Regions from separate parts of the Homo sapiens genome. Here region 2 is linked to region 1. The links are chromatin contacts, found by Hi-C or POLR2A ChIA-PET in ENCODE. All regions are on one chromosome and are shown on one strand. Each heading gives the region's core, a stretch centred on a gene start or an enhancer-like site at or near the end of the contact. The rest is flanking DNA. Distances are from core to core; before and after follow the strand shown. Region 1 has its middle 33 kb from the start of ELFN1. Region 2 holds the start of LNCRI (lncRNA radiation induced regulator of PLK1 and RAD51).

Region 1 (6,344 bases), core at 2,838-5,337:
CAGCTGCCCCGGGTACCTTCTGCAGGTGCTCAAGGCTCTGCAGGAGCTTGTAGAAGTCCCTCCTTCCCAACTCTGTCGCTGTCCCTCTCTCCGGAGCACCCTAGATTCCTGCCCCTCTATGTCTTCCCTGTGTGCTTCAGCTGAGTGAGTGACGCCCCCTTGACTCACTCCTCTCTCAGGCTCTGTCATGACTGATCTTCTCTGAACACCATTGTGGGTCAGGTCATGGGAGCACAGGGATGGATGTGGGGCTGGGAGTCCACTTTCAAGAGTGTGCATCCCATGGCTGGCAGGTGGGCACCAGCTGTCACTGAGAGCTCAGGCTGGGCTATGGGCCACTGTCCTCAGTTCCTGTCCATGTGTCCTCTCCATGGGCTGTTGGGCTTCCTCACATCATGGCAGCTGGGTTCTAAGAACGAACACCCCCAATAAAGCAAGGTGGAGTGCAGGGCACTTAGAAGTCAAGTAGCATCACCTTTGCCAAGTTCTATGGGACGAGGGTCTGCCCAGAGTCAAGGGGAAGGGATGGAGACCCCAACACTTGATGAGAGAAAGGTCAAGGTCACATTGTGAGAAGAGACTGTTGAATGGGAGATATCATTGCAGCTATCTTTGGAAAAGACAATCTGCCACACATCCCCAGAGTGGGTTGGGTTATGTCAGCTCTCTGGGCTCTGCTGTGTGAGTGATGCACCCAGCCAGGGGCCCTCACACCCATCTGGCAACCCCATATGTGAGAACAGGGCCTACAGTGGCCCCAGCAGTCATGGGGATCCTGCAGCCAAGTCCTGTTGCTTCCTAAGCAATCTCCTACCCAAAGCCTCCATGGCCCCTGTTTTCCACATGGAGGAATGAATTTAGCTTTGCCCTGAGTGGGCAAAATCTGGCAATGGTTTAAGAAAAGCTTTAAGTTTGACAAAGTGCTCTCTTACTTACAAATTTAGTTTATTTATTGTTATTTTATTTTGGTTCACAAAGCAAATGGGTATTAGTTTTTATTGCTGCACAACAAATTACTCAGATTACCTCAAAATCTAGCAAATTAAAATAACATGTATCATCTCCCATAATTTCTGGGGTAAATAATTAGGTAGTGGCTTAGCTGGGTGGTTCTGGCCCAAGGACTCTTATGAGGTTGCAGTCAGGAGCAGCTAGACAAGGCTGCATTTATCTGAAGGCTTGACTGGGGCAGGAGGCTCCCTTCCAAGATGGCACCTGCACAGGGCTGTTGGCTGGAGGCCTCAGCTCTTCACCCTGTGGCCCTCTCCATAGGCTGCTTAGGTTTCCTTGTGCCCTGATGACTGGTTTTCCCAGTGTGAGAAATCCGTAGAGCAAGAAAGAAGTGCATTGTTTTTGTGGCCTAGTCTCAGAAGCCACACACTGTTTCTCCCAGGATATCCTATTATTGCATAGGTCTGCCCTATTCAAAATGGGAAGAGACTATACAAGGGCATAAACACCAGGAGGGGAGGATCCATCATTGGAGGCCCTCTTAGAGGCTGGCTGTCCGAGTTTATGAAATGTTTTCTGGATTTTGAAGTACTTTGGAGTTTGCACAGAACTTTATTATCTTACAACTGATTTTTTACATGAATTATCTCACTAACCCCTGAGATATTCCCTTATTTCCTTTGAAGGGACTGGGATGGGGCTTTGCGAGTCATCGTGCCTTTTGTTGTGCCTTTACCTGGGTTTCCAGACTTTGTGGGGCCCAGGAAGTCACCCTGGAGGTGAGGCCCAGCTCCAGGCCCCAGAGATGAGGCCAGAGTGAAGAACGAAAGGGTCCGTGAGTCGGCCCTGGGTCAGAGAGAAGCAGAGCAGGCCAAGGGCCTGAAAACACAGCAGAGTTCATATGGAGGGTTGGGCCCAGGCTGAGGCATCCACCTGGGAGGCCAGGTCTCTGTGTGTCCCCTCAGAGTGTTTGTTTGCCAGACTCACGGTCACTAAGGTTTTCTCCATGAAAATGCAAGCTACGGCTGGGCACGGTGGCTCATGCCTGTAATCCCAGCACTTTGGGAGGCCGGGGCGGGTGGATCATGAGGTCAGGAGATCGAGACCATCCTGGCTAACACGGTGAAACCCCATCTCTACTAAAAATACGAAAAATTAGCTGGGCGTGGTGGCGGGCACCTGTAGTCCCAGCTACTCGGGAGGCTGAGGCAGGAGAATGGCGCGAACCCGGGAGGTAGAGCTTGCAGTGAGCCGAGATCATGCCACTGCACTCCAGTCTGGGTGACAGAGTGAGACTCTGTCTAAAAAAAAAAAAAAAAAAAAAGAAAAAGAAAATGCAAGCTACAGACTGGGAGAAAATATTTGAAAACATTTACCTGACAAAGGACTTGTATTTAAAATACAAGGATGTTTTAAACTTAATAATGAGAGACTAACAACCAATTTTTAAAATGGGTTAAAGAGGGCCAGGCAAGGTGGCTCATGCCTAATTCCAGCACTTTAGGAGGCTGAGGTGGGAGGATCACTTGAGCCCAGGAGATTGAGACCAGCCTGGCCAACATAGTGAGACCCTATCTCTACAAAAAATTAGCTGGGCATGGTGGCATGTGCCTATAGTCCCAGCTGCTTAGGAGGCTGAGGCAGGAGGATTGCTTGAGCCCAGGGGTTCCAGACTGCAGTGAGCTGTGATTGCACCACTGTGCTCCAGCTTGGGTCACAGAGGATGACCCTGTCTCAAAAAAATAAAATAAAATAAAATGGAGCCAAATATTTAAACAGACACTTCTGTAAAGAAGATACACAGGTTTTCAAATAAGTCAGTTTAAGTGGGGAAAAAAAGACATGCAAGCACATGAAAAGACTGAACATTATTAATCATTCAGGAATGAAAAATAAAACCACAATGAGATACCACTTCACACCTACTAGAGTGGCTGAAATGAAGAAGACTGACCTCAGCAAGTGTTGATGAGGACATGGAGCACCTGGAACTCTATGCTGAGTGCTGATGCTGAGAATGCAAGATGGTGCGGCCACGCTGGGGAAGTTTGGCAATTATTAGAGAGTTAAATGTGCACCTACCATAAGAAGCAGCCACTCCACTCCCAGGCACTCACCCAAGAGAGATGAAATCATCTGTTCACACAGAGACAGATATAAGCATACCTGGCAGCTCTATTTGCATATGGCTAGAACACAGTACCCACTTCTCTGGAGTGTTGGGAGGATTTATTAATTAATTTTTTGAATTTGAAAATAGAAGGTCAGGCATGGTGACTCACACCTGTAATCCCAGCACTTTGGGAGGCCAAGGTGGGTGGATCACTTGAGCCCAGAAGTTTGAGACCAGCCTAGGAAAATAACATGGTGAAACCCCATCTTTATAAAAAAATACAAAAATTTGGTGCTGAGTGAGGTTGTGCACATGTGTAGTCCCAGCTCTTGGGTGGCTGAGGCAGGAGGATCGCTTGAACTCAGGAGGCGGAGGTTGCAGTGAGCCGACGTCACGCCACTGCCCTCCAGTCTGGGCAACAGAGCAAGACCCTGTCTAAAATGCCCAGGCTGGTCTCGAACTCCTGGGCTCAAGCAATCCTCCCGCCTCAGACCCCCAAAGTGCTGGGACTACAAGCATAAGCCCCCATGCCCAGCTGGGAGGATAAATTTAGTTGGTGGATGTCAATTCTGTGGCACAGCATGGCAGGCAGGAAGGACTAAGTAACTGCGCCATTATTTTTATGCCTTCCTGTGTTGCTTTCATCCCACTCAACGGATTCAGCTTGCAGATGGGGAAACTGAGGCCAAGAGAGAGGCAGGGTATTTGCAGGATTTGGTCACCAGGTCAGAGTCCAAGCTGGACCCAGCAGGCAGGCCCTGGCCTGTGGACAGCATGTTCCCATTCCTTCCTCCACACTAGCAGAGCCAACACCCTGCTACTGAACCTCCCTCTCAGTTATGGGAGCGGCTGTCTCCAAGCTTCCCTATTAGCTGGCTTAGGGCAGCATTAATTGGGCAGAACCGGGAGTGAATACTCCTCCTGGAACCACCCAGCTAATAAGCTCACCATTGAAGTGTGATGGGAGTACCGCCGGGGAGCCCGTGCTGGGCTGGAGTAATTTAATCCGAGAAGAGAGAGTCATGAGATGCCAGGCCCATCAGCCCTGACGGCGCTGAGAGGAGGGAGGGAGGGAGGAGGCAGGGCTTTGAGCTTCTGCTTTGAAAACCTGAGCCCTGAATTTCCGAGTGAGGACAGGAAGCCAACAGCCTCGCTCCAGTTGCGGATAAAGGAGCCAGAGAGAGTCCTGGTCTTGCCTCATCCCAAAGCCACTGGGGCTGCGGGCTGGGGGAGGGTGATGGGCAGGGCTGGGGAGGGACAGGGGCAGGGTTGGTGTCCAGGTGCGGGTGTCTCTTCACACAGGCTTCCTTGTTTTCTCATTTTTATTTTATATATGTTTTTAAGAAACAGGGCCTTATTCTGTTGCCCAGGCAGGAGTGCAGTGGCCAATTCTAGCTCACTGCAGCCTCACCCTCGGGCTCAAGAGATCCTCCCGCTTCAGCTTCCGCAGTAGCTGGAACTACAGGTGCCAGCACACCCAGCTAATTTTCATATTTTTTTGTAAAGATAGGGTCTCCCTATGTTGCCCAGGCTGGTCTCAAACTCCTGGGCTCAAGCAATCCTCCCACCTTGGCCTCCCAAAGTGCTGGGACGACAGGTGTGAGCCACCGCCACCACCCCCCACATCCGGTGCTTTGGATTATCTGTTGCTATTTAACAAACCTTCCCAAACTCAGTTTCATAAAACAACAGTTCTTGATTCTGCTCAGGAATCCTCCATCTGTGCAGGGCCGGGCAGGGAGGCCTCGTCTGCTCCTCAACACGGTGCAGGGCAGCTCAACGGGGACTAAAGGACCCTTATTCAAGATGGAGCACCTGCTGGACTGGCAGTTTGGTGCCATCTGTGGGTCTCTCCCTGGGGCCCTGGCATCCTCAGAACAGGCTATGTGGGTGCCCACAGCAGGTGTCCCAAGACAGCCACCCAGGTGGGAATGGTATTGTCTTTTGTGACCTCGCTAGGGGATGTCGGTGGGGTCCCCAGGCCTTCTTCTGGGGGATCCAAGAGGCGCCCCTGTATCCCTCAGCTGAGCCCTTCAGCATCAGACCAGCCCAGCCCCGGACAAATTCTCCAAGTTAACAAGTTCAGGGCCGATGATTAAGTAGACTCACAAAGTTGATGAAAAAATCGGGATATAAATAAATATTCCTGGAGATATTCCACCCCCTGCAGGCATGAACTTTGAATAATTGGAGAGAATTATGCTGAGGACTAATCAAAACTTTTTTTTTTCCTTTTGCTAATTACCTCTGGGTTTCATCAGTGTCAGAGTCTAATCAACTCCAGACATCTTAATTGACCCTCGGGAAATGTTAGAAATGGTGAGGGCTTTGGTGTCGTAGGGAAGGGGGGCTGGGAGCTGAGAGGAGCCGGGGGTCCTGGGTCCAGAGCCACCCTGGTCTGGGGTGGGGACTGGTACATGGGTGAGGGGGGGCCTGGTTCTCGGGAGGCCTCTGATCAAGACGGATGTCGCCCTTGCCTGGGCCGCAGCTCAGCTTCCTCCCGGGCTCCCCAGCCCCACGGCTTCAGTCTCATCATCGCCTGGGCTGGAGTTTATCCGGTGAGATGGATGAGGCCAGGAAGGGGTCTGGCACCCAGCAGGGCCGGGGGGAAGCTCCAGATTCTCAGCCAGGAGATTCTTTTTTTTTTTTTTTTTCTGAGACAGGGTCTCCAGTGCAGTGGTGGCGTCACAGCTCACTGCAACCTCACCCTCCAGGGCTTGAGCGATCCTCCCACCTCAGCCTCCCGAGTGGCTGGGACTTCAGGTGCGCCACCACACCCAGCTAAGTTTTGCATTTTTGGGGTAGAGAAAGGGTTTCTCCATGACGTCCAGGCTGGTCTCTAACTCCTGGGCTGCAGTGATCTGCCTGCCTCGGCCTGCCAAAGTGCTGGAATTACTGGTTTGATCAGCCAGGGGCCTCTTGGTGTCTCCAAGTAGAAGGAGGGTTTGGTTTCTTCTCCTGATGGGAATCATTTGCATATGATACAAAATTTCTCTTCCAAAATGTAACTCCAGCAAAGACAGGCCCTGCCTTGGAGCCACTGGCGTTGGAAGCACCGTTTCCTGCCGTGTCTCGGAAGGGGGCGCTGTGGCACGTGGCAGCAGAGCCAGCGCGCTGCAGCCCTCTCTGAGCCCCGGGTGGTCCACCCCTCGGCCCCTGCTGGGGTGGATCACCCACCCCTGTTCTTGGGCATTTTGAAGGCTCAGGAAAGCCTTTGACCAAATTCAGAGGCAAAACTCATTCACCTGGAAATCCGCCCCAATAACCTCTGCTCAGGAAG
Region 2 (6,344 bases), core at 2,772-5,271, 56 kb after region 1:
GAAGGATATATGGATGATGGATGGATGGATGGGTGGGTGGGTGAATGGATGAATGGATAGGTGAGTGGCTGGATGGGTGGATGAATGGATGGATGAATGGGTGAATGGATGGATGAAGGATGAATGGATGGATGGATAGGTAGATGGTTGAGTGGGTGGGTAGATAAGTGGATGGATAAATGGATGGATTGGTGGGTGGATGCTAGACAGATATATGGATGATGGATGGATGGGTGAGTGTGAATGGATGAATGGATAGGTGGGTGGATGGATGGATGAATGGATAAATGGATGGATGAAGGATGAATGGATGAATGGGTGGGTGGAGAGGTGGGTGGATGGGTGGATGGGTGGATGCTAGAAGGATATATGGATGATGAATGGATGGATGGATGGGCGGGTGTGTGAATTGATGAATGGATAGGTGGGTGGGTGGATGGATGGATGGGTGGATGAATGGGTGAATGGATGGATGAAGGATGAGTGGGTGGAGAGGTGGATGGATGGATGAATTGGTGGGTAAGTGGGTGGATGCTAGAAGGATATATGGATGATGAATGGATGAATGGATGCCTGAATGAGGGAGGATGTAGATTAATGATGATGGAAGTAGATAATGAATGAGTGGATGATACATACAGAGACCTACAGGGACTGGAAAAATACAATGTCAGTATGGACAGGAGCTTGGAAGAAATGGGAGTGTAGAAGTCCCCCAGGTAAAGAGGCTAATGTCACCAAATGGCAAATGGAGATAATGAGGCCCCCAGAAGTGGCTTGTCCAAGCCCAGGGAGTCAGAGAGCGACAGAGTTGGGACCCAAACTTGACCGTGCCTAAGTCCAGATCCAGGCTTCCCTCTCCACTGCTTCACATCTGCAGACAGCAGGGTCTAAACCAGGAGCCAGGGGCCTCCGGGATGCCGACACTGATCCCAGCAGACAGGAGGTCTGTTTGCACCCTCGGAGGTTGATGCAGGGAGTCTGGGAGTCAGGGCTCTGCAGTCTCCACCCAAGGCTGCCACCTTCTGCTCTGCAGCCTTGGGTGCTTACTCCTGGCAACAAGCATTGATTGAGCACCAGCTGTTTTTGGCACTAAACGTTAGGCCCTGGGCTGGACCCTGAGATATTCGGTTGGGTAAGCGCTGTGGTCCCTGATGTTAGGGGACTTATGGCCCTCCCTCAGCTTCCTCATCTGTAAAATGGGCAGGGGGTTAGAATCGACACCTCTGAAGGCTGTGTTAGGCTGGAATTCCCAGCTTCAGGGATCCAGGCCCGACCCACTGCTCCCACAGCCCAGGCCTGACCCACTGCCAGCTCTGCATCCCACAAGCTGGCCACCGGGTAGGTCTCTGTTGGCATCAGTGGCCGGTGAGAGCCGAGGGCGTCGTGGAGATCCATGTGAACCATGGCCTCCCTGTGCAGCTGTCTGAACCCCACACCTGGGACATTGCCAGGCTGTGTCTAAAGGCTGGGCCAGGGAGCCCAGGAAATGTTTAACTTTGAAAAATGGACCTTCACAGCTCATTAAGCCTCAGCGGCGCCTCGGGCGGTGTGGGGAAGAAGGAGATGCCAGGGCATGAAATTGCTGAGGTATTTAAAGGCCGATTCTGCATTCCTGACCAGCAATGTCTGCCTGCCAAGGCCAGCAGTACCAGGCTCCAGGCTGGGCTGGCGCAGTGGTGCTCACGTGCCCAGGATGGCCACGATGGCTGGTGGGCGGGGGAGTGCCGGGCATGAGGGACTCCTTTCATCTCTGAGTGCCATGACCCTCCTGGCATCTGCTATTTCCTGCCTTCGTGACCTTCGACGAGACACTTTTTGCTGCTGGGCCTCAGTTTCTCCACTTTCACTGTGGTCTGTGTGCCAAGTAGCACTCCTATTTTTAGAAGCAGAAGCTGGTTATAAACTGCACAGATCTGTCTGGCCTGCCCTGCCAAGGCCGGATTGCCAGAGGGTTCTGTGAGTACCGATCGTGGCTGCAGGGACGGGCTGGGCTGCGCTGTGGAGTCTGGGCTGAGGGCTGCTCCCTCTGGCCGTCTGGGTCCACTCAGGGCTCACGGCAGTGTAGGGCACACCTCTCTCCCAAGCCTGGGCCGGGAGGGCCTTGCAACAGGCAGAGTAGAGAGGAGTGGGGCTGGGAGCTTAGGGATCTTGAATTGGGGGTGCATCTGCATGGAGCTAGGGAAGAGACAGCCAAGAAAGATCGGGGCTGATCAGCAGAGGCAGGCAACACCGTGGCACTTGAAACATGGAAAATTGCCTTCGTCATGTACGCTAGATGCAGAGGCATAAACAGGGCATACCCAGGGCCAGCGGCCCACCTGCCGGCTGCACCTGCCCCTGGCTGGGTGGAGTGGGAAGGGAGATTTTTGAGGCCCTCCTGGGGCTCCCTCCCCTCAACCTCACCAGCTCCCTGACTCTGCTGTGTGACCTAGGGTCAGTTACCTTACGTCTCTGAGCTTCTATTAATATTTCCTTCATCGGAAACTACGGACGTTTCTTTAATTCCTAGGTCTGAGGACTGTGGAATCAAAGGAGAGAAAGTGAAAGAACGCCCAGTGGGGGCCACATCAGCTTCCGCCTCTATGTACCCTGCAGGGAACGGCAGGGACCTCACAAGGCAGGCCTGGGCCTGCGCCACGCTCTGCCATGTGCTGGCCGGGCTGTTACTCTCTCAGCCTCAGTTTTGTTGTCTGTAAAATGGGCGCAGGTCAGCCTCTCCCTGTGAACAAGGCTGTGAGGATTCAGCCCCAGCTGGGCTGGCCCGTCCTTCACCCTCCTTAAGGGGTGCAGGCCCCCAGGAAGTGACTGCCCATGCAGACCCCTAGTGACCAGATGCTGGGTTCCGCTGGGGTCCTGGTAGTGGGCAGTGCAGGCCCTGGAGATGTTCATGGCCGCGTGGACACCTTAAGAGTCCAGCAGACGTGGGGTTAGGAAGAGAGGATGTACTGGCTGGGGAAAGGAACGCCCATCGGGGCAGCCTCAGAAAGTGCCCGATTCCAAGAGTCTGGGCAGGCGTGGGCTTGGACTGCCCAGTGTGCCTGGACAGCCGTGTACACACACTGGTGTGCCTGAGTAGGTATGTGCACATATGTGTACACATAGGTGACATGGGCTTAGACTGCCTGGTGCACCCAGACAGGTGCGTGCCGCAGGGACAGAGTATACGATGTGTGGTGTGGGGCGTGACCCACTTCCTGGTGCAAGAACACATACACGCCTGTGGACGTAGCCTTGCTGGGTGTGTGCACATCTGCAGAGGGGTCGGTGTACACCGCTGTGTGAACACCTCCGGCGGTGCCCAGTCCGTGTGAACACATGCAGGTGAGCACAGACACATGCGTGCATGCCCTCTGTGTGTCTACAGACAGCTGTGTGCGCCACACTCACCCTCCCGCTCGTCCCCATGGCAACCCCAGAGCAGGTGTCTGGGAGACCCTGATCAGTGCTGACAGACACGGGGTGCGGGACACGTGGGATGGGCCTCCCCAGGGACGGCTGGGCCAATCGGGGTTCCTGGGCAGAGGCTCCAGCAGGAGTGAGAGTGCTTCCTCCTCCCCAGTCCATGCCACCTCCTCCTGCGTGCCGGCAAGGTGGGCAGCACTCGGGAAGCCCCCGTCTGGCTGTGATTCTTGCAGGGCGATTGGAGCAATACAGCCCTGTCTGGCCTGTCCGTGCACCGACGCTTAGAGCTGAACAGCCTTCAGGGCCACAGACTCAGCAGGGAGCGCCCAGTCTGTGGTCCTGGTCTCACTTCCTAGAAAGAGAAACCGAGGCTTGAAGCAGCTCCAGCCAGGGTTCCCCAGCCAGCCCCGGCAGACCCAGGCCCCTCACACTCCACCATGCCCACCTCCATCTGGAAGGAGGCAGGGAGCCCCCAGGTCCCAGGCTTGGGAGGCCGGTGCCGGGCAGGGCTGGGGAATGCCATCACCTTAAACCCACACTGGCCTCCCTGCGGGTGGTTTTCCTGCCTCCCTTTGCCGTTTTGCTGGTTATCAAAGACCTTTGCTGCGAGACCCAGGCCGGCCCAGCCCAGCGCCTCCCATCCTCCTGTGAAGTCATCCGCTCAGTTGGCAGGGTTCCCATGGCAACGGCAGTGATGTCACAAAGAGCTGGAGGAGGATGGCTGGAGGGAGGAGTGGGGTGAGGCTCCGGGAGGGGATTCCTGGCTTCTCCCAGGCCTTCTAGAAAGATAGAGCTCTGGTCCATCAGTCACTCAATAGGCCGGAGCTTATGCCCCTAGAAGCAGATCCCAGGGGTACCCCCCACCTCCCTGAGACAGGAAACCATCTCCTTGAAGGAGTCAGCTCCCCCAGCACCCAGACGCCCACCTGCCCAGGTGCAGAGGCCCTTGCAGGAGCGAGGGTATGAGACAGGAGGCCCTGACACCAAGACGTCACTGTCACCATGCCTGGCCCGCACAGCGGTCCTTTGCCAAACTTAGACTGACTCTGAGGGCTGCTGGCTGCACACCCTCCAGGGTGCATTCGAGACCACCTGTCAGCTGCCCTGCACTTGAGTTTCTTGATCTCCACTGCTATTAATAGTTTAATTCCAGAACCAAAGAAACTGTCTGTTCCACAGAAGTGGGGGACTCTGAGAGTCTCCCTGACCCTGGCTGCCAACAGCAGCCTGTGCCCAGCTGGGACAAATTCCAGCTCCCTGCCCTCCCTGTTGAGTGCTGCAGAGGGGCGTCGGGCGTCGTGCACATGTGCCCATCCCCCTCACTTTGAGTTACGCTGCAGACGGCTCCGGATGCACGTGGCTGTGCCAGGCAGCAGACGTGGCCGACAGGCACATGGTGGGACCTGCTCTGTGGCTCCAGAGCTCATGCGCAGCCCGCTGGGGCTGTGAGGGTTCTGTCCATCCACCAGGAAGGCCACCAGGACCCTGCTCCTGCCTGAGAACCCCAGGAAGTAGTAGCGTGCCAGGTGCGTGGCCGGCCTCCCAGCCCTTCCCAGCACCAGCTGCGTCCTCCTCCTCCAGGGCTGCAGCTCAGGGCTCAGGTGTCCGCGTCGAGGGCACTCCCTAAAGGGCAGGAGCAGGACCATTGGCACAAGCCTGGGCGAGTCTCGCTGGGAGGCAGGAGCAGACTCAGCCCGCCAAGCCCATGAACCCCACTTTGAAAACTGTGCAGCCGTGCGCGGCCACTCACACCTGTAATTCCAGCACTTTGGGAGGCTGAGGCGGGCAGATCACCTGAGGCCAGGAGTTCAAGACAAGCCTGGCCAACATGGAGAAACCCCGTCTCTACTAAAAAATACAAAAATTAGCCGGGCGTTGTGGTGGACACCTGTAATCCCAGTTACTTGGGAGGCTGAGGCAGGGAGAATTGTTTGAACCCAGGAGGTGGAGGTTGCAGTGAGCCGAGATCGCGCCACTGCACTGCAGCCTGGGTGACAGAGCGAGACTCCGTGTCAAAAAAAAAAAAAAAAAAAAAAAAACCGTGCTGGTTTGGTTTCACTGACTCCCATTCATTTATTCACAAACATTTACTCAGCAAATCTTGTTGGGCCCGCCAGGCCCTAGGGTTACCAGACAAAGTCTGTTTCCTCCTGGAGTGTGCATTTATTAAATACCTACTGTATGCCGAGCCCCAGGCTGGTTTAGATGTGGGGGCACAGCAGTGAGCAGGGCAGACCTGACTCCTGCCTGCCTTTGTCGGCCCCGGCTCTCATAACAAAAGCGGGACACTGGAGTCTAGACAGCAGCACACATTGTCTCCCCGCCCTGAGACTGGAAGTCTGGGATCGGGTGCCAGCGGGGTTGGTTCTAGGAGGGCCAGTGTCCTGGTTTGCAGATGGCTACCTTCTCACCGTGTCCTCCCAAGACAGAGAGAGAGAGAGAGTGTGTGTGTGTGTGTGTGCGTGTGTATGTGAGAGAGAGAGGGAGAAAGAAAGAGACAGAGGGAGAGAGAGAGAAAGAGGGTGAGAGGGAGAGAAAGAGATGGAGAGAGAGAGAGAGAGAGGGAGAGAGAAAGAGGGAGGGAGAGATGGAGAGAGAGAGGGAAAGAGAGACAGGGAGAGAGAGGGCATGCAGATGCCCTGGTGTCTTTCTTTCTTTCTTTTTTTTTTTTTTTTCCAGAGATGGTCTCCCTCTGTCACCCGGGCTGGAGTGCAGTGACACAATCACAGATCACTGCAGCCTCCACCTCCTGGGCTCAAGCCATCCTCCCACCTCAGGTTCCATAGTAGCTGGGACCACAGGTGCGTGCCACCACACCCATGCACTAACTATTGTTTAAAACTTTTTTCTGTGGAGATGGAGTTTCGCTATGTTGCCCAGGCTAGTCTTGAACTCCTGGCTCAATCAGTCCTCCTGCCTCAGCCTCCCAAAGTGTTGAG

The links. A loop is a pair of places that touch in the nucleus more often than their neighbours do. ChIA-PET counts read pairs that join two places held with the same protein, here RNA polymerase II (POLR2A).
Region 2: a map of HepG2 shows a loop between it and region 1 (1.8-fold over the local background). The contact joins the promoter of LNCRI here to the enhancer-like site in region 1. A Hi-C loop is called at or near these places in 4 of 168 maps with a recorded cell type or tissue (HepG2, K562, endothelial cell of hepatic sinusoid and 1 more). POLR2A ChIA-PET finds 5 or more read pairs at or near these places in 4 of 52 experiments (MCF 10A, OCI-LY7, activated T-cell and 1 more).

The regions. Positions count from the first base shown.
Region 1 is chr7:1,634,409-1,640,752 of GRCh38, forward strand. No RefSeq gene overlaps it. Among named protein-coding and RNA genes, the nearest start is that of ELFN1, 33 kb to the right of the region's middle. Within about 2 kb of position 4,088, at least 2 of the 41 ENCODE cell types and tissues checked have a DNase peak (open chromatin) inside an H3K27ac peak, as active enhancers do.
Region 2 is chr7:1,690,329-1,696,672 of GRCh38, forward strand. LNCRI (lncRNA radiation induced regulator of PLK1 and RAD51) reads right to left here and starts at 4,022. Exons shown (of 4, transcript XR_007060188.1): 1 at 3,932-4,022; 2 at 2,446-3,757; 3 at 1,968-2,178; 4 at 1,578-1,876. All of the region lies in intron 2 of ELFN1 (extracellular leucine rich repeat and fibronectin type III domain containing 1), which reads left to right.